Linked DNA regions of Homo sapiens: region 1 is linked to region 2. Evidence: chromatin loops called from intact Hi-C (ENCODE). Cell type or tissue: prostate gland. All regions are shown on one strand. Each heading gives the region's core, and the rest is flanking DNA. Links, peaks and the distances in the headings are about the cores only.

The links. A loop is a pair of places that touch in the nucleus more often than their neighbours do. Peaks named below come from ENCODE experiments on the same cell type or tissue, not always from the same donor. Only the 100,000 strongest peaks of a DNase experiment are listed, where the experiment ranks them.
Region 1: a loop joins it to region 2, with 2.6 times the contacts of the local background. A loop is called at or near these places in 37 of 110 quality-filtered maps.

The regions. Positions count from the first base shown.
Region 1 is chr19:6,117,553-6,134,247 of GRCh38, forward strand. It overlaps LOC105372255 (a long non-coding RNA gene), which reads right to left. Exons shown (of 4, transcript NR_187772.1): 4 at 7,874-10,429. Among named protein-coding and RNA genes, the nearest start is that of ACSBG2, 9.8 kb to the right of the region's middle. RefSeq lists a silencer at 7,986-8,280. In prostate gland, for the core only: a CTCF peak has its summit at 8,165 (motif pointing left); a DNase peak (open chromatin) is centred at 8,179.
Region 2 is chr19:5,979,799-5,991,191 of GRCh38, forward strand. All of the region lies in intron 1 of RANBP3-DT (RANBP3 divergent transcript), which reads left to right. Among named protein-coding and RNA genes, the nearest start is that of RANBP3-DT, 7.1 kb to the left of the region's middle. In prostate gland, for the core only: a CTCF peak has its summit at 7,719 (motif pointing right); DNase peaks (open chromatin) are centred at 7,743 and 10,716; H3K27ac peaks cover 1,828 bases.

The DNA.
Region 1 (16,695 bases), core at 4,825-12,824, 140 kb after region 2:
CAGGAGGACTGAGCTCATGAATATGAGGCTACAGTGAGCTGTGATTTCACTACTGTATTCTAGCCTGGGCAACAGAGGCTCTGTCAATGAAGGAAAAAAAAAGAAAGGAAGGAAGGAAGGAAGGAAGAGGAAAGAAAGGAAGGGAGAGAGAAAAAGAGAGAGAGAAAGAGAAAGGGGGAAGAAGGGAAGAGAGGGGGAAAGGAAGGGAAGGAGGGAGGGAGGAGGAAGGGAAGAAAGAAAAGAAAAAGGAAGGAAGGAAGGAAGGAAAGAAAGAAAGAACAAAAGAAAGAAAAAGGAAATTACCTAGGTGTATTCCCAAATTTTTGGCTGTGAAATGAATTCTTTGCCTCACATCACCCCATAATAAAGCTGTGGTAAAGCTTCAGTTCCCATGGAAGGCTAGTGAGGAGGGTTAGGTGTCTAGAGACCTGGGTTTGGAGTTAAACAGGTGAAAATGGAGCTGTTTTGAAGGCAAGGGGCACAACAGAGTGTTTGCATGCCCAGAATCACCGATTTGAAACCCCAGCATCAAATGATTCCAAGGATGGGTCTCTGTCACCTCAAATAGTCTGTGAGTAAAAAACATAATTTAAGATGAGGCATTGAGAAAAAGTGGATGACAAAAACCTGGAAACACCCTAAACAGCCTACAATAAAGCACTGATTACCCAAAGCAGCATTCAGCTAAACAATGAAATATTATGCAGCAATGAAAAAGAATAAGATGCAACTATCCGAGCAGTATAGGAGAATGGCTACAATCTACTTATTAAACAAAAAAAGTAAATGCAGTACAGTGTTCACAGTGCACTCCTATTTGTGTTTTTAAAGAAAGATATTTATTTAAAAAGAGTACCCTTTAAAGTAGTACCTTTTAAAGTAGTAACCTTTAAAGTGTATATCTACCAGCCAGGCATGGTGGTTCATGCCTGTAATCCCAGCACTTTGGGAGGCCAAGGCAGGTGGATCACTTCAGGCCAGGAGTTTGAAATCAGCCTGGCCAACATGGGGAAACCCTGTCTCTACTAAAAAATACAAAAATTACCCCAGAAATGGTGGTGCATGCCTGTACTCCAGCTACTTGGGAGGCTGAGGCAGGAGGATTGCTTGAACCTGGGAGGTGGAGGTTGCAGTGAGCCAAGATGGCGTCACTGCACTCCAACCTGGGTGACGAGCAAGACCTTGCCTCAAAAAAATAAATAAAAATAAATTAAAAATAAAAATAAAAATAAAATAAAGTATATGTCTACCTACAGTGTGTGTGTGTGTGTGTGTGTGTGTGTGTGTGTATGTCTTATAGTAGATATCTATCTATATCTGTTACCCTTTAAAGTCAATATACAAACATTTATTGTTTACTATGTGCTTAATAGTTTCTCCATCATTTTGCCATAAGAACTCATTTTATCTTCATGATAATTTTTGCATTATTAGTCCCATTTACATATAAGGGAACTGAATGTATTCACTATCTACTGCTGTGTAACAAATTACCCCAAAGATCAGTAGCTTAAAACAAGCATTCATGATCTCACATAGTTTTTGTGGGTCAGGAATCTGGGTGCAGTTTAGCTGAGTGGTTCTGGCTCCATGTCTCTCAGGAGATTGTGGCCAAACTGTCAGCTGGGGCTGCAGGCTCATCTGAAGGCTCAACTGGGAAAATTATTCTTCTTTCCTTCCTTCCTTCCTTCCTTCCTTACTTCCTCCCTCCCTTCCTCCCTTCCCTTCCTTTCCCTTTCTTTCCTCCCTCCCTTCCTCCCTCCCTCCTTCCCTCCCTTCTTTCCTTCCTTCCCTCCCTCCCTTCTTTCCCTCCCTCCCTCCTTTCCCTCCCTCCCTCCTTCCCTCCATTCCTTCTTCCTTCCTTCCTTCCTCCCTCCCTCCCTCTCCTCTCCTCTCCATTCCTCTCCTCTCTTCTCCTCTCCTCTCCTCTTCCCTTCTTTCTCTTTTGAGACAGGGTCTTGCTCTGTCTCCCAGGCTGCTGTGCAGCGGTGTGACCATGGCTCACTGCAGCCTTGACCTCCCAGGCTCAAGTGATCCTCCCACCTAAGCCTCCTGAGTAGCTGGGACCACAAGGGCATGCCACCGTGCCCTGCAATTTTTTTCATGTTTTGTAGAGATGGGGTCTCCTTATGTTGCCCAGGCTGGTCTCAAATTTCTGGGCTCAAGTAATCCTCCCACCTCAGCCTTTGAAAGTATTGGGATTATGAGTATGAATCACCACACCTGGCCTATTCACTCTTTCTTCCTTCCTTACCTTTCTCTGTCCCCTTCTCCCTCCTTCCTTCCACCCCTTTCTCTCTCTCTTTCTTTCTCTTCTTTCTTCTTTCTTCTTTCTTTTTTCTCTTTCTTCTTTTTCTTTCTTTCTTCTTTCTCTCTCCCCTTTTTCTTCTTTCTTTCTCTTTTTCTTTCTTGTAAGAACACTTAACATGAGATGTAGCCTCTTACATTTTGATGTGCACAGCACGGTATTATTAACTCTAGGCATAATATTGTGCTGCATATCTTAGAACTTATTCCTCTCATATAGCTGAAACTTCATACCTGTTGAACAGCAACTCCCTATGGGAGAGGATTCACTTCTAAGCTCACTCACATGGTTGCCAGCAGGCTTGAGTGCCAGCTCAAGAGCTATTGGCTAGAGATTTCATTTCCTTACCATGTAAGCTTTTCAACAACATGCTTGAGTGTCCTTGTGACATGGCAGCTAGGACCTGGCAGCTGGCTTCCCCTAGGCACTCAAGACAGAAACCACAGTCTTTTTATAGCCCAATATCAGGAGTGACATCCTATCACTTCTGACTTATTTGTCAGAAGTAAGTCAGTGAGTAGGCCAGGCACGGTGGCTCACGCCTGTAATCCCAGCACTTTGGGAGGCCAAGGCGGGTGGATCATGAGGTCAGGAGTTCAAGATCAGCCTGGCAAAGATGGTGAAACCCCGTCTCTACTAAAAATACAAAAATTAGCCAAGCGTGGTGGTGGGTACCTGTAATACCAGCTACTCGGGAGTCTGAGCCACAGAATTGCTTGAACCCAGGAGGCGGAGGTTGCAGTGAGCCAAGATCATGCCACTGCACTCCAGGCTGGGTGACAGAGTGAGACTCCATCTCAAAAAAAAAAAAAAGAAGTAAGTCAGTGAGACTGGATGCAGTGGCTCACGCCTGTAATCCCAACACTTTGGGAGGCCGAGGTGGGCGGATCACTTGAGGTCAGGACTTCTAGACTAGCCTGACCAGTCTCTACTAAAAATACAAAAATTAGCTAGGTGTGGTGGCGCACGCCTGTAATCCCAGCTACTTGGGAGGCTGAGGCAGGAGAATGGCTTGAACCTGGGAGGCGGAGATTGCGGTGAGCTGAGATTGTCACGCCACTGCATTCCAGCCTGGGCGACAGAGCAAGACTCCATCCCACATTCAAGGGAAGGATTAGATAAGGGTGTGAACAGGAGACAATGGGGGCCCTGGGGGCCCATGTAGGGGCTGCCCCACCACACTGGGGTACAGAAGGGGTCAGTCACTTGTCCACACTTACAGAGCTGGCTAGCAAATTGCAAAGTTGGGATTCGAGCCCAAGCAGCACGTCTCTAAAATCTGAGTTCTTCACCTCCACCCTGTACCATGCCTCCTCTGCGCCCTTTTGCAGCATGCTTGTATATGCAGATATTATTTCTGGAAAGATAAAAAAATACACTACGGATATACATAACAGTAGAAGGGAGGCTTAACTTTCATCGAAGAACCTTTCATGTTGTTGAGTCTGTCTGCATTGTTTTTATGTGTGTTTACCAAGCACAGATATTATTTTTCAATCTTTTTTTTGCCATAGAACTCGAACGGCATGATAAAATAAAAAGATATTTTTCTGCTAAAATACAAAATAAAATCAAACAAAATTATTTATTTATTTATTCATTTATTTTAAAGATGAGGTCTGGCTCTGTCACCCAGGCTGGAGTACAGTGGTATGGTCACAGCTCACTGCAGCCTCAAACTCCTGGGTTCAAGGGATCCTCCCACCTCAGCCTCCAGAGTAGCTGGGACTACAGGCACCTGCCACCACCAAACCCAGCTAATTTAAAAAAAAAAAAATTTTAAGAGACGAGGTATTGCCATCCTGCCCAGGCTGGTCTCAAACTCCTGCGCTCAAGTTATCCTCTGGCCTCAGCCTCCCAAAGTTCTGAGATTACAATCATGAGCCACCCTTCCCTGCCTCAAACAAAAACATTTAGACAGCACGCTTACAAGGAAAGAATTAGTAAAACCACAGGGCCAGTGAAAACGAGTTTGGGTATGAGAACGGTACAAAAACTGCCTCCTTCCTGGGACATTTCCAGGTCTGCTTGAGAGAATTTACCCTTGGTGATTGTTAAAACTATTTTTTTTTCTCCCAGACGAGCTTCTCCCTAATTGATTGTTTTTATTTAACTGATGACTGTTAATTAACCAGCTCTATTAGAACTTTACAGGCCATTCACGCACTGATGCGTAGTTTTAACAGCCTCTTACTTGGTACAAACCTGAGTCTGAGCATCTGATCCTTTCAAGAGTAGCATAAAAGGACAATTTCCATAATGATGGGGCTTCTGAATAGCGGATTTTGTGTAAAAAGCACCTGAGTACCGCAGAGATCTTTTATTTGTCTCGCGGCTTTCTGGCCATCCGCTGCCACATTTCTCTGGAACACGGAATCATTTCCATAGCAAATACCTGTGACCCCGAACAGCCATCGAAGGGGCAAGCTGAATACACACCAAGCACATTTAAAAGAAAAAATAATTTTTTTTTTCAGCCAAAGGTATTAGCCACTTCTAGGCAACCGGGAAGCAGAAGGATAGAATGGCTGTGCATGCCCGTGTTCCATATTAACTTCAAAGGCAAGGAAGAAGGAAAGGAAAGAGGAAAAAGAGAAATAGAAGGAGGAAAAAAGAATTTGGAGAGAAAATAAAAGGGGTAACCGGGCATGGTGGCTCACGCTTGTAATCCCAGCACTTTGGGAGGCCCAGGTGGGTGAATCACTTGAGGTCAGGAGTTCGAGACCAGCCTAGCCAACATGGCAAAAACCCCATCTCTACTAAAAACAAAAAATTAGGCCGGGCATGGTGACTCACGCCTGTAATCCCAGCACTTTGGGAAGCTGAGGCGGGTGGATCACGAGGTCAGGAGACCAAGACCATCCTGGCAAACATGGTGAAACCCTGTCTGTACTAAAAATACAAAAAATTAGCCGGGTGTGGCGGTGGGCGCCTGTAGTCCCAGTTACTCTGGAGGCTGAGGCAGGAGAATGGCGTGAACCCGGGAGGCAGAGCTTGCAGTGAGCTGAGATGGCGCCACTGCACTCCAGCCTGGGCAGCAGAGTGAGACTCCATCTCAAAAAAAAAAAAAAAAATTAGCCCGTGTGGTGGCGGCGCCTGTTAATCCCATCTACTCGGGAGGCTGAGGCACAAAAATCTCTTGAACTCGGGAGGTGGAGGCTGCAGTGAGCTGAGATCGTGCCAGTGCACTCAAGCCTGGGCGACAGAGCAAGATCCTGTCTCAGGAAAAAAAAAAAAAAAAAAAAAAAAAACGGTGAGGAATGAGAAGGAAAGAGGTTTATAAAAAACAGAGAAACAAAAAATTTCAGTAACAGAAGCTGTCAAGCATACTAGCTGCCTTCTTTATGAAAATAGAGATAAAAATGTTCAATTCTGGGCGGGCACAGTGGCTCCTGCCTGTAATACCCGCACTCTGGGAGACCAAGGCAGGACGATCGTTTGAGGCCAGGAGTTTGAGACCAGTCTGGCCAACAAAGCGAGACTTCATCTCTACAAAAACATAAATAAAATCAGGCTGGGCACAGTGGCTCACACTTGTAATCCCAGTACTTTGGGAGGCTGAGGCGGGTGGATCACTTGAGGCCAGGAGTTTGAGACCAGCCTGGCCAACATGGTGAAACCCTGTCTCTACTAAAAATACAAAAATTAGCCAGGCGTGCTGGCAGGCGCCTGTAATCCCAGCTACTCGGGAGGCTGCGGCAGGAGAATCGCTTGAATCCAGGAGGCAGAGGTTGCAGTGCACTGAGATTGCACCACTGCTCTCCAGCCTGGGTGACACAGCAAGATTCCATCTCAATCAATCAATCAATCAATCAATCAATCAATCAAATCAACTGGGCATGGCGATGCGGACCTATAGTCTCAGCTATCTGGGAGGCTGAGGTGAAAGAATTGCTTGAGCCTGGGGAGGTTGAGATTGTAGTGAGCGGAGATTGGGCCATTGTATGATAGGCAACAGAGCAAGACCCTGTCTCAAAATAATAAGAACTCAAAAAAGAGAATGTTCAATGTTTAGCTTAATTACGACTAAGCTGTAACGGTAACATAGTGCGTTGACTGGTCTAGGTTCTGTGCCTGAATGTTACCAACTTTTCAGGATTGATACAAAGATTTACCTTACAACTTGGCAAGGCAATCTAACGAAAGGGACAGTGGGGGCTTTGCGACTAGTTCCCATCTTTATAAACGACATTGGCTTCATCTGCATTATTTTAAGGACATCACTGTGTGAACTGTACCGCTTTTATTATTATGACTGTTTTAATAGACACAGGAGGCTGGGCACTGTGGCTCATGCCCGTAATCCCAGACTTTGGGAGGCTGAGGTGGGAGGATCACCTGAGCTGAGGGAGGTTGAGGCTGTAGTGAACGACAATTGTGCCACTGCACTCCATTCTAAACAACAGAGTGACACCCTGTCTCAAAACAAAACAAAACAAAAACAAATTGAGATGTAACTTACAGATGTCAAAGTGCATAATTCTTAATTGTTTACATATGTGTGACTTTTTACGTGTGTGTGTGTGTGTGTGTGTGTGTGTGTGTGTGTGTGTGTGTGTGTGTGAATCCTTACCACCAGCACCTGGATCAAGGTATGGAACATTTCCTTCTCCCCAGAAGGTTCTCTCTTGTCCTTTTCCAGTTAATACCTCTACCCCATTTTTCTGACTTCTACCACCACGTGTATTTTGCTTACTCTTTTATTTTAATTTTTTAGACAAGTCACCCAGGCTGGAGTGCAGGGGCGCGATCTTGGCTCACTGCAATCACCATCTCCTGGTTCAAGCGATTCTCCTGCCTCAGCCTCCCAAGTAGCTGGGACTACAGGTGCACACCACCATGCCCAGCTAATTTTTTGTATTTTTAGTAGAGATGGAGTTTCACCATGTTGGCAAGGCTTGTCTTGAACTCCTGACCTCAAGTGATCCACCTGCCTCAACCTCCCAAAGTGCTGGGATTACAGGCGTCAGCCACCGCGCCTGGCCTTTTCTGGCTTCTTTAGCATATTATATCTGTGAAGTTCATTCATATTGTTGAATGCATCAGTTGTTCATTCTTTTAAAAAAAATCTGAGTGGTATTTCATTATAAAAATATATCACTATTTATAGGTTTATTCTTTTGTTGACAGACATTTGGTTTGCTTCTAATATTTTTTAAAAAAAATTTTTTTTGAGACAGAGTCTTGCTCTGTCTTCCAGGCTGGAGTGCAGTGGTGAGATCTTGGCTCACTGCAACCTCTGCCTCCCAGTTTCAAGTGATTCTCCTGCTTCAGCCTACCGAGTAGCTGGGATTACAGGCATCCATCACCACTCCCGTCTAATTTTTGTATTTTTAGTAGAGACAGGGTTTCACCATGTTCGCCATGTTGGTCTTGAACTCCTGACCTTGGGTGATCTGCCTACCTCGGCCTCCCAAAGTGTTGGGATTACAGGCATGAGCCACTGTGCCCGGCCCCTCAAATTTTTAATAGACACAATTGGCAAGAAACGTCACGTGCACAAGCAAGTGGTAAGAAACTTCAAACCATTTTCTACAAGCCTTTAAAAAATTATAACAGGTGAAATTATGTCTAAGGACCCCAACTTCTTTATTCATTAACAAATATAAGTTTCAAAAATTGTTGTAATGATGTAAATGGCTTTTTGAATCCAGTTGAGTGTTTTCCCATCAGGCACTTCAAATGATAATGATGCTCTAATTTGCATGCATTGTTGGAGGAGTCATCCAGTTGCTGGCTTGATCCCTGCTAAAAGAGCATACCAGCTGCAAATTGACAGAAGAATCTGATACACGTGAAGATGGGGACTTGGAGGCTTTATCTGGAGCTGCAGCTACCAGGAGCCCCCTTCTGGTCTTCTCCAAGAACTGCACCTTGGCTTCATGGCCTTACCTTGGCACCTGGAACATGGACTCCTTCAGTATCTTCCAGTACCTGGATCCACAGTGACACAGGATGTTCGTGGTGGACAGCGAGTGTCAGACGTAGGGATCAAAGACACACCTCCAGACCTCACTCCATACTGGCCACCCCGACAGGAGCCTTGGATGAGGCTGCTCATGGCTGTAGATGACACACCAAGGAACTAGAGCTTTTCAGATGCCACCTGGCCACTCCTGTTCTCGGCCATAGCAGTGTTACTTGGTACTGTCAATGTCCACTGCATTCTGTCAAATGTGTGTCATTTAAAGACCACAAGACATAACAAAAATTAATTCGTTAAAACTTATTGTATTTTATTTTTTAAACTGAGATAGGGTCTCTCTCTGTTGCCCAGGCTAGAGTGCAGTGGTGCAATCACAGCTCACTGCAACCTCAAACTCCTGGGATCAAACAATCTTCCCGCTTCAGCCTCCCAAGTAGCTGGGACTACAGGTACGTGTCACCACATCGCGTTAATTTTCAAATTTTTAGGAGAGATGAGGTCTCACTATGTTGCTCAGGCTGGCCTCAAACTCTTGACCTCAAGCGATCCCCCCGTGTTGGCCTTCCAAAATGCTGGAATTACAGGTGTGAGCCACCATGCCTGGCCTAATTTTGCTTACACACACACACACACACACACAAGAAAATTGCAATTTCAGGAGCCATGACTTATGACATCATTGATTCCTGATGGGGCAGCTCAAAAAAAACAAAACAAAACAGGACCATAAGATGGCAGTATTGCATAACAAGCTTTACTGCACGGCACTTAGATAGGTTTGCATGCGGGGAATGTCCCTTCCAGCAGGACTCCTTCCAGAGGAACTCCTGGGACAGAGGAGAGTTAGAGGCAGGGCTTAAGTGTCTAGGTGATGTCATTGAGTAGCAAGGTGGGGAGAGTCTGCATCATAGAACTCTGAAAGGCAACAATAATTTGGGGTTTCTTATGGCTGTAAGATTTTTCTTCTCTGTGATTAATAGGTGTTGTTGGGTGCAATTTTATGGGGTATGCAAAGCAGGTGGGCTCTAAATGACTAAACATATGCTTATTTGTGCAATATTTATAGCAATGGATTGTGTGAGAATTTGAGCTTGGTGCTGGTGGGCTTTGAGCTGAGAGGTCCCTGCCTGCCTGCTGTAAAGAAATAAATGAGATAGGGCTGATAGAAAGACACTGTCTTTGGCTCACTTATACAGCAAGTGACAACCAATTTAGTTCAGACCTTTCTTGCTTCTAGACCTGCACCATCCACTCTTATCCACTTCTCATTCTTCCTGGAAGCTGCCACGGAACATGCAGACCCCCGTATCCACTTTTGCCAGTAGGGACACCCACTTTTGAAAAGCCACGGACCCCTGGCAACGCAGCTGCAGACATACCATTTAACTCACCCTGCCTGGAAAAGGAAAGTAAATGTTTTCTTCCCAATTTTTGCTAGGGAAATCCAGGCACATATATGTATTCAGTAACTCAATGATATAAATTTCAGGGCTTGTGTCTGTGTGTTATTGGAAAAGCATTTGAGGCTGGCTGTCATGGTTCATGGCTGCAATCTCAACACTTTGGAGGCTGAGGCAGGAGGCTCACTTGAGGCCAGGAGTTCCAGACCAGGCTGGACAACTCTACCTCTACAAAAAAATAAAATAATAAGCCCCGCATGGTGGTGCACACCTGTAGTTCTAGCTACTCAGGAGGCTGAGGTGGGAGGATTGCTTGAGCCCAGGAATTCAAGGCTACACTGAGCTATGATCACACCACTGGGCCTGGGCAATGGAGTGAGATTCTGTCTCTAAAAAAAAAATGCATTTGAGAATTTTAGCAAATCTAAGTACATTTGGAGTCTGCTAATATTACTGTATATGGGATTTTGGTGGGACCATCCCTAAGGATTTAATAATAAAATGTCCCTTTATATTGTTGAGAATTTTAAATAATTCTTTAAAGCAGTTATGTTCTGATAAATATTTAATAACTGGCTCTTGAGTGGCATGGGGCGCTGATTTGCAGTGTTTGCCAATTCCTGTGGTGTAAATACTCCCACTGTGGCTGATTTCAAGGTACAGATGTGATACCACTGAATGTGAAGCTGAGAAGAGATGCATGCAATTGGCTCTGACTCATGCGGTTGATACATGCCAGCTCCAGCACATCATGACTTCAAGCTGTCCCAGATGTGCCCTGTCTGAATTTCTGACCTACAAAAACCACGAGAGATGATGAGTGATTATCAATGTTTTAAGCTGCTAAGTTTTTGAGTAATTTCTTGCATGCTGGAATACTATACAGCTGTGAAAAAGAATGAGAAAGGGCTATATCGTAGCTATGTTATCTATGAGGGATATATTATAGATATGTCATCTAATTCTTTTTTACAGCTGTATAGTATCCCAGCTGTGAAATAGAATACTATACAGCTGTGAAAAAGAATGAGAAAAAGACAAATACCTATTATAGCAATTTGACCTCACCCAACGGTGAGAGTTCATTATGTAATAATATCGGACCAATCCAGTTCAATTTTTATGTAACAAAGTTGTGAGTTGTCTTCCAGTTGCCATGGACCCCAGGTTGCAAGCTACATAATCAGAACATGTCCAGATGAGCTAAAAAGTCAACCACAGGTGGAACCTAAGTGCTCAGACAAAGGAGCAGAATTGAATTAAGAAACAGACGCCACATGGCAATGATCCAGTATCCAATCAGCTCGAGCCCTGGCATCACACCATCGCAAGAGCCAATCAGATAATGCCTCATTACCCTGTGACTATAAAACCTGCCCCAACTCCCAGTTCAAAGAGACAGATTTGAGTGTTTTCTCCCATTTTCTTGCCAATTGGCTCACATTAAACCTTTCTCACTGCAAAAACATAGTGCTTTGCTGGTTGATGTTCCCTTGCATATAGGCAAATTGATCCAGTTTGGTTTGTAACAGTTACATATGAGGCTTTGACTCTGTATCTCATGTTGTTGGAGCTTTTTTTTTTTTTTTTTTTTTCTGAGATGGATTCTCGCTCTGTCGCCCAGGCTGGAGTGCAGTGGCGTGATCTCGGCTCACTGCAACCTCCACCTGCTGGGTTCAAGCAATTCTCCTGCCTCAGCCTCCCAAGTAGCTGGGACTACAGGCACACGTCACCACGCCCGGCTAATTTTTGCATTTTTAGTAGAGACAGGGTTTCACCATGTTCGCCAGGCTGGTCTTGAACTCCTGACCTCATGATCCACCCAACTCAGCCTCCCAAAGTGCTGGGATAACAGGCGCGAGCCACCACGCCCGGCCTCAAGTCAGTCTTTCTTCCCTGCTTCTGTTCAATTCATTCTGACCTCCTCCACCCACCCAGGCAGTGAATGCTGCTTACTGATGGAGAGGGGGCCAGAAACAGAAATGATAAGGATACCAGAACTGTGGAGTCATGTTGGAGGGAGGCTGGTCCCAAGAGAAACCTTTGGATTGGGTGCAATGGCTCACGCCTGTAATCCTAGCACTTTGGGAGGCCGGGGCAGGTGGATCGCTTGAGGTCAGAAGTTTGAGACCAGCCTGGCCAACATGATGAAACCTCGTCTCTACTAAAAATACAACAATTAGCTTGGCATGGTGATGCATGCCTGTAACCCCAGCTACTTGGGAAGCTGAGACAGGAGAATTGCTTGTACCCAAGAGGTGGAGGTTGCAGTGAGCTGAGATCGTACCATTGCACTCTAGCCTGGGTGACAGAGCAAGACTTTGTCTAAATAAATAAAGCAGTAAACAAAAGAGGGGTGTTGAAATTCCTCCCATGAGTAATCCATTGGATATGTGAATATATTTTATTAAGTTTTTTTTTTTTTTTTTGAGACAGAGTCTTGCTCTGTTGCCCAGGCTGGAATGCAGTGGCTCGATCTCGGCTCACTGCAGCCTCTGCCTCCCAGGTTCAAGCAATTTTCCTGCCTCAGCCTCCCGAGTAGTTGGGATTACAGGTACTTGCCACCATGCCCAACTAATTTTTTTGTATTTTTGGTAAAGATGGGGTTTCACCATGTTGGCCAGGCTGGTCTCGAACTCCTTACTTGAACTCCCACCTCTGCCTCCCAAAGTGCTGGGATGACAGGTGTGAGCCACCACACCCAGCTCTATTTTTATTTTTAATATGGCAAAATACGTATAACACTAAACTTACTACCTTAACCATTTTTAAGTGTATAGTCATAAAAATTTTAATTTAAATACTCACATAGGCTTGTAGCTACTATATTGGACAGGGTCAATTTCCAATTTTTTCCCTGAGTTAGTAAGTCACCTCGTCCATGCGTAATTCATCACTCTTTTATCAGCTGGACTTTTGAGACTTAGAAACAATGACTTTTTTTTTTTTTGCTGCTGTATTACATTGAGGCGTATAATATTTGATCAAATTATGTTGTTAGGGTCTGGCGCGGTGGCTCATGCCTGTAATCCCACCACTTTGGGAGGCCGAGGTGGGTGGATCACCTGAGGTCAGGAGTTCGAGGCTAGCCTGGCCAACATAGTGAAACCCCGTCTCTACTAAACATACAAAAATTAGCCTGGTGTGGTGGTTGGCGCCTGTAATCCCAGCTACTCGGGAGGCTGAGGCAGGAGAATCACTTGAACCTGGGAGGCAGAGGTTGCAGTGAGCCGTGATGGCGCCATTGCACTCCAGCCTGGGCAACAGAGCGAGACTCTGTCTCAAAAAATAAAATTAAAAATAAAAGAAAAGAAAATAGAATAATAAAATAAAATAAAATAAAATATAGTTGTTAGAATAAGAAGCACAACTGGCATAAACAGGTTTGGGAATACACAGCTTGCACTCAGTGAGCACACAGCGAGCCTGGTATGGAAGTGGATGCATGTACATTTCAGAGCAACCCTGCAAGGTTTCCGTATGAACCAGCGACCATGCATCCTCTGTGGGGGATAGACCTTGGGTTCATGGATGAGTTGGTTAATTGGGTGTCTTGGAGGTTGGCTGAGAGCTCCCACTGTTCTTGACTCTTAAGACAAGATGGCACATGAGGTGAAAGCAGGTGCCCCAGTGGAGGATCCTAGAACCAGCCAAGTAGTGAGGATCCAACCGCCCCCTTGCCCAGAGAGGCACCAGTGGAGGACGCACAGGTGACTCACACTGCCAGCTGAGTCCCCCCTTCCCCATTTCCAGTGTAAACACCTGGATTCTTTTACAGAGTTACCCTTGAGTTCACTTTGCCCTTGGCTCTGGGGGAAGAGAGAGTCTCCTGGGGTCTGCTGGATTAGGAGATGAATGTTGCCAAATGAATGCTTCTCTTTCCGCAGCTGTTGCCTTTATGCAATGCCATTTCTATCTTCAGTTCTTTCTCCATTAAAATGTGAGCCATGGCCTGGAATGAACTTCATCCCTCTGTGTGGAGGAAGTGTCCTCAGCTGCCCAGACAGGCTCAGCTTCGGGTCTGTGTAGGAAGAACCCGTGGAAGGGAGTGGGGAGTCGAGCTCAAAGACTAACAGCCAAGACTCTGGGAGAGTGGTCAGCTCAGAGTCCTCAGGGGAGGGGGTGTGGGGATGAGAGTCCACGTTATTATGTTACCTGGGGCAGGTGGGATAAAGGTAAGAGAAGGTAAGTGGAGGGATTTTAGTGGCATACAACGACTGCTTTTGTTGCAGAGAGCTTATTAGGAAGCAGATGAGAGGAACTGAGCTTGCAAAAGGTTTGTTTAGAGGGGACCCACCCTTGGGATGGATACTGGTGGAAGGGAAAGGGAAGGGAAGGGAAACAAACAGGATTGGGGGAGACAGAGAGACACAGAGAGAGAGAGAGAGCATGAGAAGTCCAGCTGCCCCCAGCTCTGTAGCTGGGATGGTCCCTGAGTTGTCCTGAGATTTGGGGAGAGGGGCCCGAGATTTTATGCCTCCATACAGATGTTGGTGGCCCGGGGAAGGGAACAAGACCCTGGATGAGGACGTGCCATTTGGCAGATGCTGACCTGAAGGGGTGGACAGCAGAGGTCTGCTTCCAGCAACATTCCTAGAGGCTGGGGCACACATCTTTCATCACTGAAAAGATCTGGGTAGCACAGCAGCGTCCTCATCCTTGCTGAAACTTGTCTGGGATAGCTATGGACAGATTTTCTCCAAGGAGATTTACTTTTCCACGGTGAGAGGGTGTGTGTGTATGTGATTATGTGTCTCTATGAAGGTGTGAGTGCATATGTGTGTGTCATACTCTATGTAACTGTGTACATGTGCATGCGTGTAATTATGTGCACATGTGTGACTGTGCGTCTATATGAAGGTGTATGTGAGTGTATACGTGTGTGTCATACTGTATGTAACTGTGTATGTGTGCCTGTGTGAATTAAGTGCACGTGTGATTGTGCATCTATATGAAGGTGTATGTGAGTGCATATGTGTAAGTGTGTGCCATACTGTGTGTGTATGTAACTGTGTCTGTACGAGTATGTGTGTGTGAATGTATGGTGACTGTATGTGCAACCGTGTGTCAGCATGAGGGTGTGTGTGCATATCTTTGGGAGTATGTGTATGTGTCTGTGTGTGTCTGTATGAGAGTGTATATGAGTGCATATGTGTGTCATAATGTATGTGTGTATGTAACTGTGTGTATGAGGTTGTGTGTGAGTCTGAGCAAGTGTGTGCATGTGTGTGCGAGTGTATATATGTAATTGGGTATCTGAGGGTGTGTGAGGATGTGGGGTGTGCAAGTGTGTGCAGGTGTGAGGACATGTGACTGTATATGTGACTGTATCTGCATGAGGGTGTGTGTGCCTGTGTGTATTTGTCTGCATGAGGGCACACAGGAGTGTGTGTGTGAGATTATGATTATGTGTATAATTAGGTGTCTATCAGTGCATACGTGTGTGAGTGTATGTAACTGTGTGTCTGTATGAGGGTGTGTGAGTGTGAGAATGTGTGTGCATATGTGAATGGGTGTGCGTATATAATTGTGTGTGTATGAGGGTGTGTGAGTGAGAATGTGTGTGCATATGTGAGTGGGTTTGCGTATATAATTGTGTGTCTGTATGAGGGTGTGTGAGTGTGAGAATGTGTGTGCATATGTGAGTGGGTGTGCGTATATAATTGTGTGTCTGTATGAGGCTGTGTAACCATGTGTGTGCATATACGTGTGTGGGAATGAATATATGTAGTCATGTGTCCATATGAGGGTGTGTGTGAGCACGTGCGTGCATATGTGTGTGTAATTGTGTGTCTGTATGAGGGTGTGTGAGAGTGTGAGCATGTGTGTGCATATGTATGTGTCTTGGAGGTTGGCTGGCAGCGCCCACATATGTATGTGAGTGTAGGAGTGTGGGAGTGTGTGTAATTGTGTGTCCGTACGAGGCTGTGTGACCACGCATGTCCATATATGTGTGAGTGTGGGAATGCATATATATAATTGTGTCTGTACGAGGGTGAGAGTGTGAGCAAGTGTGTGCATATGTATGTGAATGTGTGAGTGTGGGTGTGTAATTGTGTGTCTGTATGAGGGTGTGTGTGACCATGTGTGTCCATATGTGTGTGTGCATGTAATTGTGCGTATGAGGGCCTGAGCAATGTGACTGTGTGACTGTCACACATTGTGTGTCTGACAGTGTACATGTGTACGAAATGGGATGTCTCTATAATGAGGCACGTGTGTGACTGCATATGTGCATGACTGTGGATGAGTGTGCATGCATGTAATCATGTGTCTGATAGTACATGTGACTGTGTGTGCGCATGTGTGTGTGTGCGTGCCTGCCAGTTTGTGTCTGTATGAAAGTATTTGAATTGTGTGAACAGGTGTGATTGTGGGAGCATGTTATGAGTGTGAGTGTATGTGAGTGTGCTTGTGATTGTGTGCCCATGGGAAGGTCTGTTTGTGTGTGAGTACCTGTGCACGTGAGAGTGTCTGAGCGAGCGAGCGAGCGTGTGTGCAACTTGCATAAATCTGTCTGGCACCAGCAAAGTGGCTCAACTGTCTTTAGAGACAGAGGTCCCTTCCCTCCTGTTGGGGACCTCTTGACCTGCTCCCTCCCCTCCAGCTTCACCCCTGTCCAAGGAGGCTGCTCCTGATCCCAGGATTCTACTGGATGGGGGGTTGGGGAAGGGTGTCACCTCCTTTCCTTTATAGGCATGACCAGGCATGGCCCCCACCACTTATGCCCACATCCCACAGGGCAGGATGTAGTCACATGGACACGCCATGCAGTCAGGGGGCCTGGGAAACATTCTCTCTCTTTAGGTGAGAGCTCTGGGGAAGAAGGGCTGAATGGACATTGGTGGACACTGGCTGTCCTGGCACAGCTGCCCAGGTGCTCTGCAGAGTAGATATTTGTGAAACATTAAGAAGGCCCTGGTGGCCAGGTGCGGTGGCTACACCTGTAATCCCAGCACCATGGAAGGTTGAGGCGGGTGGATCACCTGAGGCCACGAGGTGGAGACCAGCCTGGCCAACATGGTGAAAACCCATCTCTACTAAAAATACAGAAAATTAGT
Region 2 (11,393 bases), core at 3,394-11,393:
CAGGTCTTACCTAGGTTGGAGTCCCAGCTCTGCACCTTTTTGAGTATGATCTAAAAGAGAGCGAGGAGTACTACAATCTGTGGGCCAGATATAGTCTATGAGCTAAAAATGGTTCCTCCCTCCCTCCCCTTGTTCCCTCCCTCCCTTTCCTTCCCTTCCCTTTCTTTTATTTATTTTGGAATCTAACTCTGTTGCCCACGCTGGAGTGCAGTGGTACAATTTCGACTCACTACAACCTCCGCCTCCCGGGTTGAAGTGATTCTCCTGCCTCAGCCTTCTGAGTAGCTGGCATTACAGCTGTGTACTACTATACCCAGCTAGTTTTTGTGTTTTTTTGTGGAGACAGGGTTTCACCATGTTGGCCAGGCTGCTCTCGAACTTCTGACCTCAGGTGCTCTGCCCACCTTGGCTTCCCAAAGTGCTGGGATTACAGGCATGAGCCACCGCGCCTGCCGATTTTTTTACATTTTTAGCTGGTTGGGAAAAAAAATACCAAAAGAAGAATATCTATTGATGTGAAAATGGTGTGAAATTTACATTTCAGTGTCTGTAAATAAAGTTTTATTTGAAAACAGCCAATGCTTACTCATTTATATATTGTCTCTGGCTACTTTTGAGCTGTGACATTAGAGCTAATTTTTTTTTTTAACAGAAACTTTTTGGCCAACAAAACTTAAAGCATTTACTGTTTGTGTCTTTACAGAAAAAGTTTGCCAGTTCCTAATCCAGGACACATGTATTTACATGGTTGTTAAACTTTTCTGAACAGCCAGTGGGATGTGGTAAATATTTAACAGCAGCTTCTCTGGAAGAGAATGTATTCGTTAGTATGTATTTATGTGTGTGTATATAGTTTATTGTAAATTTTACTTATTTTTCTATCACTTTCTTAAGACCACAAGACAATTAATAAAACAAATTGAACCCTGTTTTGTAGCGTCTGCTGATTTTCTGGGTGTGAATCCTTCAGCCATGGCCTATATTGTTACTAATGGGATGTCACTAGCACCAGAGTTGGGAGGACATGCGCAGTAGTAGCACACCAGATTCTTTTTTTTTTTTTTTTTTTTCTTTTGAGGCAGAGTCTCGCTTTGTTGCCCAGGCTGGAGTGCAGTGGCGCGATCTCAGCTCACTGCAACCTCTGCCTCCCGGGTTCAAGCGATTCTCCTGCCTTAGCGTCCCCAGTAGCTGGGATTACAGGCGCTCACCACCATGCCTGGCTAATCTTTGTATTTTCAGTAGAGACTGGGTTTCACCATGTTGGCCAGGCTGGTTTCGAACTCCTGACCTCAAGTGATCCACCCACCTCGACCTCCCAAAGTGTTGGGATTACAGGTGTGAGCCACTGTGCCCGGCCACACACCAGATTTTTTTCAAGAACCTGACTTTCAGCCGGGCGCGGTGGCTCACGCCTGTAATCCCAGCACTTTGTGAGGCTGAGGCAGGTGGATCACGAGATCAGGAGTTCAAAATCAGCCTGGCCAGCACAGTGAAGCCCCGTCTCTACTAAAAATACAAAAAATTAGCCGGGTGTGGTGGCAGGCGCCTGCAATCCAGCTACTCGGGAGGCTGAGGCAGGAGAATCACTCGAACCCGAGAGGTGGAGGTTTCAGCGAGCTGAGATCGCACCACTGCACTCCAGCCTGGGCAACAGATGAGACTCTGTCTCAACAACAACAACAACAACAAAAACCTGCTACTTTCTCAGTGTGTCCCCACACCAGCAGCATCAGCATGACCTGGAAGCTTATTAGAAATACACAATCTGGGCTGGGTGCGGTAGCTCACGCCTGTAATCCCAGGACTTTGGGAGGCCAAGGCGGGTGAATACTTGAGGTCAGGAGTTCAAGACCAGCCTGACCAACATGGTGAAACCCCGTCTGTACTAAAAAAATAAGAAATTAGCCAGGTGTGGTGGTACACGTCTGTAATCCCAGCTACTTGGGAGACTGAGGCAGGAGAATTGCTTGAACCCAGGAGGCGGAGGTTGCAGTGAGCCAAGATCACACCATTGCACTCCAGCCTGGGCGACAGAGTGAGACTGTCTCAAAAAAAAAAAAAAAAAAAATACACAATATGGCCAGGCGTGGTGGCTTACACCTGTAATCCCATCACTTTGGGAGGCTGAAGTGGGCAGATTGCTTGAGCCCAGGAGTTCAAGACCAGTCTGGGCAACATGGTGAGATCCTGTCTCTGCAAAAAATTAGCTAGTTGTGGTGGTGTTCACGTGTAGTCCCCAGCTACTCAGGAGGATGAAGTGGGAGGATGGCTTGAGCCCAGGCGTTGCAGGCTGCAGTGAGGTAGGATGGCACGACTGCACTCCAGGCTGGGCTACGGATTGTGACCTTGTCTCTAAAGAAAACGGTTAATTTGAAACTTCACACCTGTAATCCCAGCACTTCGGGAGGCTGAGGCAGGCAGATCACATGAGCCCAGGAGTTCAAGACCAGCCTGAGTGGGCAACATGGCAAAACCCTGTCTCTGCCAAAAATAGAAAAAATTAGCCAGGCGTGGTGGCACACACCTGTAGTCCCAGCTACTCAGGAGGCTGAGGTGGGAGGATTGCTTGAGTGCGGGAGACGGTGGCTGGAGTGAGCTGAGATCACGCCGCTGCATTCCAGCCTGGGCAACAGAGTGAGACTGCGTCTCGAAAAAAACCAAAGAAAGAAATTCTCTAAGAGTAGCTCGAATGTCAGTCCCCCTGGTCACCCACAGTGTGTAGAATTCAGGTCATCTGTCATTCCTGGGGTGTTGGTTTCATTATTTTCAGGTTTCCCCAAACTTCTCTTGGGTAGGTCTTCTCAGCCTTTACCATATCTGCACGGTGTGACCTTTCATGAACTTGATACTTTTCTTTTTTTTTTTTTTTTTTTTTTTGAGACGGAGTCTCGCTCTGTCGCCCAGGCTGGAGTGCAGTGGCGGGATCTCGGCTCACTGCAAGCTCCGCCTCCCGGGTTCACGCCATTCTCCTGCCTCAGCCTCCCAAGTAGCTGGGACTACAGGCGCCCGCCACTACGCCCGGCTAATTTTTTGTATTTTTAGTAGAGACAGGGTTTCACCGTTTTAGCCGGGATGGTCTCGATCTCCTGACCTCGTGATCCGCCCGCCTCGGCCTCCCAAAGTGCTGGGATTACAGGCATGAGCCACCGCGCCCGGCCGATACTTTTCTTTTGGTTTAAATTTACATTAAACAGATACTTCGTATCACCGTTTAAAATGGAAAACCACTAAGCCATGAGTAGACCATTGTAAAAGCAAACATGAAAATGAAACAATGTTTTCACATTCAAAGTAGATACTGTCGCCTGCCAAGGTGTTGGGCCTGCTTTTTCTTTGATACAAAGGGAGATTAGCAAAGTATTAGAGCGTTATTGAAGAGGCTTCAGCACTTGGCGGAAACTTCCTTCCTGATGTGATGAGAAGGAGTGAAAGAGAATTGAAAACGGGCTAACATAATCTATGTTATTCATTGTCGTTTAACGCCATGTCTACATGTCGCCTAAAGTCATGTCACACACCACATTCATCCCACACTTTGGGAAACTCGCAGCACCATGTCATCACTTGCTAAATAGAATCCAGTCGTGGCTTTTCAGGGGACACTGAGACACGCAAAACCTGTCAGGCTGATGAGCCAAGGACGTTTCCAGTGGTTTCGCAAGCCTCCTCCAAGTGTTGATGGCTGCCAGCTTTCCTCATCTGGCCTCTCGTAGCAAATTAACTTAGTCAACATTCACTTACACAAATATTTGTCAGTTGCCTACTGTGGTAGCTTTAAAATATGGCCCCAAATTCGTTGACCCTTTTCCCAGCAAGAGAGGAGGGTGCAGCTCCCTTCCCTTGAATGTAGGTGGGCTTGCTGATCAATAGAGCACACAGGAAATGACACCGTGTAACTGACGACGCTAGGACATAACGGACAGAGATGCAGCTTCTGCAGCATTGCTGGAACAGTCTCTCTGAAAGCTTTTGGCCACCATGTGAGCAGTCCAACTGCCCTGCGGCTGCCATGCTGTAAGGAAGCTGAAACACAGATCTCATGGCAAGGCCCTGGCCAAGAGATGCCCAGCCAAACCCCAACAGCTCCTGCGGCAGCCGCTGACTGTAATTGCATGAGAGACCCTGAGCCCCGTCAGAACCACCCAGCCTAGCCCTTCCCATTCCTCACCCACAGAAACTACGAAAGATAAAGAATTGCCATTATCAGCCACTAAGCTTTAGGGATGTTCATTACACAGTAGTATGTATCCACCACACCTATGAGGCATCAGGCACATGTTGGATTCCCGGGATGAACTAGACAGGCCCTGACTTCACGGAGATTTGCAGCCTTTTGTGGGGAGACTAACAGTAGACAGGTAAGCAAAATAATTTGAGATAGTGATGGGTGCTACAAAGAAAATAAAACAGCATGCTATGACACAGTGACAGAAAGAGGGAATACTTTTTGTTTGCTTGTTTGTTTTGAGATGGAGTCTCACTGTGTCTCCCAAGCTGGAGTGCAGTGGCAGGATCTCGGCTCGCTGCAACCTCTGCCTCCCGGGTTCAAGCGATTCTCCTGCCTCAGCCTCCCGAGTAGCTGGGATTACAGGCGCCTACCACCATGCCCAGCTAATGTTTGTATTTTTAGTAGAGACGGGGTTTCACCATGTTGGCCAGGCTGGTCTCAAACTCCTGACCTCAAGTGATCCTCCTGCCTCAGCCTCCCAAAGTGCTGGGATTACAGGCGTGAGCCACCACGCCCAGCTGAGGGAATAATTTCACATGGTAAGGAGCTCGGTGTGGCTAGAGCCGAGTGACCAAAAAGAGAGGTGGTGGAGATGAGCTCAGGGAGGGAGCGTGCAGGGCCTTGGAGGCTGCAGTGAGGAGTTAGGGTTTTCTCCTAATTGCAGGGGTTGGAGGCAGGAAATGGGAGGGCTTCAAATGACTTGCCCTTAACTGCTGATTGGCCTCTGTGCTGTCAGCTTCCTCCTTGGCTCACCAGGATACAGGTCTCTGAGGAGCCTCTGAACCCAGGCTGAGCTCTGAAGACTTATGTCCCTCTCTCCTCTGCAGCCAAAGAGGACGATGGCTTCTGCAGCTGGGCTTCAGGAAAAGGGGTCTTCACAGCTGCAATTAAGTTTTCATCTTCCCATCATGGGCAGGGAGCCAGCATGTGTTTTTATGGAGCAAAAGGAGCTTTGCTGTCTGACGCGCTAGGAGCCAATGCTAGGACATGGGTTTGTGAGAAAAGCTTTTTATTGCAAGTTGACTAACAAGCAGATGGGAGTCCAACTCAAAGCTGTCTCCCCGTGCTAGCTTTAAGACCATACTTTTTGCGTGTGTGGAGATGGGGTCTGGCTATGTTGCCCAGGCTGGTCTCAAACTCTTGGCATCGAGCAATCCTCTTCCCTCTGCCTCCCAAAGGGCTGGGATTGTAGGCCTGAGACACCACGCCCACCCTAAGGCAGTCAATACCTTTATTAGAAGAGGTGTAGGGGGTAGACTGTGGCATTAGTAGGTAGGTGACTGGTAGAAAGGAATAGGAAGTCTGGAAAGTCCTCTGGCATGCGCAGTTATCTCTTCATCCCTCATGGAGCGCATGTGCAAGTTCGGGGGGCATTAGTCTAAACCATGCGGTAGAAATTGAGGCTATGACATCAGCAAGCTCGTTCTGTGCAAACTCCAGTCCGCCATATTGTTCCAACTGACTTCAGCCAGTTTTGTTATCTTACAAGCAGAGGGAGTTTCAGTAAGTTGTTTCTTTTCTTATCCAGCAAACTCAGGAATTTCTATTAGTCATAGGTTTCTTTAACTCCTGGGGCAGTGCTTCAGTGCCTGCTCTGTGCCCAGCCCACACTGAGGTTGAGTACCCAGAGATCAATCAAGTATAATTCCTGCCCTTAAGGAGCTTGGAGCCAGGTGGGGTTGGAGGGACTTCATCATGAATGCGTTATTAGTTCATCTGCCTTCCCCGTTCTCCCTCAACCCACGGCCTCAAGTTCCTGACAACAGGATGTCGGATGTGACCAATGGTGGCCCCTTGCCCATGATGGCAGGAACCCCTGACCCAAACTAGGCACATCAGCCAGGGATTTGGGACTGGAATTGCTTCTCTCTGGAAGAAAGCTGGGCTGGATCCTGTTAACATGGGGTAGGGCCACATTCTCCTTCACATGACCTGATCTGCAACCAGGTCAGCCGTGCTGAGAGGTGGAGAGCCCAGAGTGCCACAGCCGGGTTCCCAAGCCTTCACTTTGCTCGGTGACACATTCCTATCTCCTGATCAACTCTGCTTTTTCTCCTCCTCCTCCTCCTCCTCCTCCTCCTTCTTTTGTTGAGATGGAGTCTCCCTCTGTCACCCAGGCTGGAGTGCAGTGGCATAATCTCTGCTCACTGCAACCTCCACCTCCCGGGTTCAAGCAATTCTCCTGCCTCAGTATCCCGAGTAGCTGGGATTACAGGTGCCCGCCACCACGCCCGGCTAATTTTTGTATTTTTAGTAGAGACTGGGTTTCACTATGTTGGTCACGCTGGTCTTGAACTCCTGACCTAAAGTGATCTGCCCACCTTGGCCAGGCTGGTCTCGAACTCCTGACCTCAAGTGATCTGCCCGCCCAAAGTGCTGGGATTACAGGCATGAGTCGCGGCACCCAGCCTCTTTATTTTAAATTAAATAAATTAAATTTTACAATAAATACATTTGAAATAAATTCAGACTTAAAAAAAGTTGCAAAAATAGTACAAAGAGTTCCATATAGCCTCCATCAGCTTCCTCAGATATTCACATCCTGATCAAAATCAGGACATTCGCACTGATACAGTACTATTCACTAATGTGCAAGCCTTATTCACATTTCCTCTGTTCAGCTCTAGTGTCCCTTTTCTGTTCCAGGATTTAGTCCTGGATCCTGTCTTGCATGTAGGTATTTCTCCTTAGTTTCCTTTAGTCTGGATCATTTCCTCCATTTTTTATATACCTTTTCTTGACAACGACATTTCTAACGAGTACTGCCCAATCATTTGGTAGAATGCCCCTTAACTTTGGGTTTGTTTGATGTTTCCTCACAGTGAAACTCAGGTTAAGTGTTTTTGGCAGGGATTACGCAGAAGCGATGTGTGTCTGTGTCAATGCATCCTAGCAAGGGCACATGATGGCGATTTATACCTTTTTTTTTTTTTTTTTTTTTTTGAGACAGAGTCTCTCACTGTTGCCCAGGCTGGAGTGCAATGGTGCAATCTTGGCTCACTGCAACCTCTGCCTACCAGGTTCAAGCGATTCTCATGCATCAGCCTCCTGAGTAGCTGGGACTACAGGTGCGCACCACCACGCCAGGCCAATTTTTGTATTATTAGTAGAGATGGAGTTTCACCATGTTGGCCAGGCTGGTCTTGAACTTGTGACCTCAAGTGATCTGCCTGCCTTGGCCTCCCAAAGTGTTGAGATTACAGACGTGAGCCACCGCGCCCGTCCAATCGCTTGCTTTAAATGGTATCTGCCAGGTGACTTTTTCCCATTGTTATGTTGGGGGGATATTTTGGGCCTTTGTAAACAAATAGGAAATATTCGAGGAAGAGAAGGGGAGGAGGAGAAGGGAAGGAAGGAAATTAGCTCACTCACTCACTTGTTTTTGATCTTTCTTATCATGCATCGTTGCAAATAAGTAAACAAATCAGCCAGGCTTCTGGGCAAAATCCAACTTTGTGTCCCCTGTGAAAAGGAAAACGCTGTGTCACAGAGTGACCACTGGGGGGCAGCAGAGACTTGAGAGGAATCAAAACAACTCCAGGAAAAAGGGCAGTTGGCTACCTTCTGGGAAACTAAACTTACCGGTAAGCTCCGCATCTGCTGGGGTTCTGGTGTCTTCCATGAGCCAGGTCGTGGAAGTGGAGGTAGGGAGTCTTAGTTGCACCTCGCTCCCAGCCTGCTGCTGCTGTTGCCAAGCCGTATGGATGCCCCACCTTGAAAACTGGGGCTGTCACCTCGGGAGGGCTTCACGAGGTCTGAGAATCCCCTTCTGAGACTGGCTAGAAAATTCCTGGGTGCTGAGGGTGTACCTGTTTGGAGACTGATTGCAACCCCCCGAAAGCAGTTCTGGAAGATGTAAGCCAAGGGGGAATTTACTGGAAGGTTATGAGGATATTCATGAGATCAAAAAGAAAGGAGAAGCAACCAGCAGTTTCAACAGGTCTTAGAAGCAAAAATCACTGAGGACAATGCGCCGGGTGTCTCCCCCAGGATGCCTGATCTTTGACTGCTTTCAGTCTCACCCTTCAACGCAGGGTTCAGAGTCTAAGGAGAAAGTGTTGGATGGGGTCAGCAGGGTACGGTACGTTAATTTGTGCTCACCCCCAATCAAATTCATTCCTCCATAAATATTTTCTTTCTTTTTTTTTTTTGAGACGGAATCTCACTCTGTTGCCCAGGCTGGAGTGCAGTGGTACGATCTTGGCTCACTGCAACCTCTGCCTCCCGGATTCAAGCGATTCTACTGCCTCAGCCTCCTAAGGAGCTGGGATTTATAGGCACCGCCACCATGTCCAACTAATTTTTGTATTTTTAGTAGAGAAGGGGGTTTCACCATGTTGGCCAGGCTAGACTTGAACTCCTGACCTCAGGTGATCTGCCTGCCTTGGCCTCCCAAAGTGCTGGGATGACAGGCTTGAGGCACCGTGCCTGGCCCTTCCATCAAATATTTATTGAGCAACAAATACATATTGGGCTCTGTGTGCCCAGCCAGTGGTATGAGATGCCATTTGAGACATCCAAGTGGAGGCAGCCAGTGGAATCCCAGCTCCTCCCCGGGACCTAGGAAGCCCCCATCCCATGACTCTGCAGCCTTCCTCAACCTCCTGCCCTGCCATTCACTCTGTGCCCATGACACCAGCCTCCTCACTGCTCCCCCCACCCCCAACACACTGAGCTCATTTGCTCCCTTCCCACCTGGAACCGCCTCACTCAATATGTGAGAGCCACCCACACAGAGACAGTATTTAAAGCCACAAAAGGACGGTCACTCTTCCAAGAGAATCAGGGTGTTATTCCAAAAGAAGGCAGGATGGATGCTGGACAGCAAAACCCCACAAAATGTCCATGACAGGATTCCAGGAGGGGCCCATGATCTCACAATAAGCTGAGAACAACTCTCAGCCCTCCTGAGAGCCTCTGTGTGAGTGCACGTATACTCATGCATATATGATACTGTGGCTTTGGAGACCTATGCATATGCATTTTACATTGCAGCCCAATACCATAAATGCATGTGTATATGTGCACTCACACATACACTGAAATGAAAATTTTGCAAAGCTATATTTATCCTTATTACACCATCACTCCTGATGTTTTAGTTAGATTTTTATCCTGGTTCATTAGAAAAAGAAAGAGAAAAAAAAAGCCAAGCGCAATGGCTCATGCCTGTAATCCCAGCACTTTGGGAGGCTGAGGTGAGCGGATCACCTGAAGTCAGGAGTTTGAGACCAGTCTGGCCAACATGGTAACATCCTATCTCTATTAAAAATACAAAAATTAGCCAGGCACGGTGACACACTCCTGTAATCCCAGCTACTCAGGAGGCTGAGGGGGAGAATCGATTAAACCCAGGAGGTGGAGGTTGCAGTGAGCTGAGATTGTGCCACTGCACTCCAGCCTGGGCAACAGCAAGACTCTGTCTCAAACAAAGCAAAGCAAAACAAAACAAAACACCAAACCACACACACAAAAAACAAACCAAATCGGGTATAACTCACCAATTTGATCTCCACAGGGCTCCTGTGTGCCCCTGCTCCACCCCACAGCCACAACTCTCCCCCTCACTTGTACGATTTTAACAAGCACCTAATTGACCCCCCTGCTTCTGTTTCTTCCTGTGAATCCACCCTGCCCGAATACATCTTTCTAAAGCCCAGCTTTGATTACATCAAAAACCTCTGGTGGCCTCCTGCCTGAATTCCAGTTTCTTTGGAATTCCTTGTCACTCCTCTGGATATTTTTCTCTCCTCCATGGCACAGCACCTTCCTTCCCAACATCACCGTAAAAAACGCCTTCTCTGGGAGGCCCTCCTCACTCCCTCACACCCTCAATATTTGCTGAGCATGCCCGGTGATAGATTTGGGAAGTCCATTTCAACAAGGCAAATGATAGCTACTCACTCGCAGAGCTTATGGGAAAGACAGATTTGCAAACAATGACTATAAAGTATGGTAGGGGAAGTTGGGTCTAAGTGACCCTAATCTACCCAGAGAGCATCCAGGAAGGCTTCCCGAAAGAAGTGCCAATCAAGGTGAGTGCTAAAGAGGAAGGTGTCTCCCAGGCGACACTGGCAGTGTCCAGAGACATTTTTGCTTGTTAGGATTGGGCTGTAGTGCTCCTGGCAGGGAGTGGGTGGAGGCCAGGGATGCTGCTCAGCACCCTGCAGTGCCCAGTACGGGCCCCCCCAGAGAATTATCTGATCCCCCACCATCTGCGGTATCTGCAGTGCCGAGGGGTAGAAACAGCTCTTGAAGGCTTAGTCCCGTGCTTTCTGTATGTTGACCTTCTTTCTCACAACACCGTGAGGTATTTTTAATGTCTCTTTTCCAGTGGGAGAAACCGATGAAGGTAATTTACTTGAGGGCACAGTGAATGACCGTGGAGCTGATTCTCAAACCTGTGCAGTCTAATCCCTGCCACTCTGCCTCTCCCGGCCGAGGAGGAGCTGGGGAGTAGCAAAGAGGAAGGGGAGAAGCGCTCAGTTGGCGGCCATTTTGAGGAGCAGGGCCAAGGGGCGGGGCGGGGCAATGCGGGGACGGACGGTGCTGCCAAGGCTGTGATGGAGACTTGGGGAGGAGGTCTGGACGGCCAGATGCCGGAATGCTGTCTTGCTCTGCCGAGGGCCAGGCACCCAGGAGCTCTGGGCAGAGGTGAAGTCAGCAGCTCCTGGAGGGTGTTTCCATTGTGGGAGTGGCTGAGGTGACTGAGGGGGTAGAAGGAGGAGAGGAGTGGGCAGGACCCAGGCGCAGAGGGGCAGCAGCCAGAGGCAGGAGGAAAACAGGGGTGGCGGCGGTTGGCGGGGGTGGGGGGCACTCCAGCTGGAGCATCTCCCCTTTCTTTTTTTTTTTTTTTTTTGTTTTTTTGAGACGGAGTCTCGCTCTGTCACCCAGGCTGGAGTGTAGTGACGTGATCTTGGCTTACTGCAAGCTCCTCCTCCTGGGTTCAAGCGATTCTCCTGCCTCAGCCTCCCCAGTAGCTGGGACTACAGGAGTGTGCCATCACACCCGGCTAATTTTTGTATTTTTAGTAGAGATGGGGTTTCACCATGTTAGCCAGGATGGTCTCAATCTCCTGACCTCGTGATCCACCCGCCTCGGCCTCCCAAAGTGCTGGGATTACAGGGGTGAGCCACCGCGCCTGGCCCACATCTGCCCCATCTTA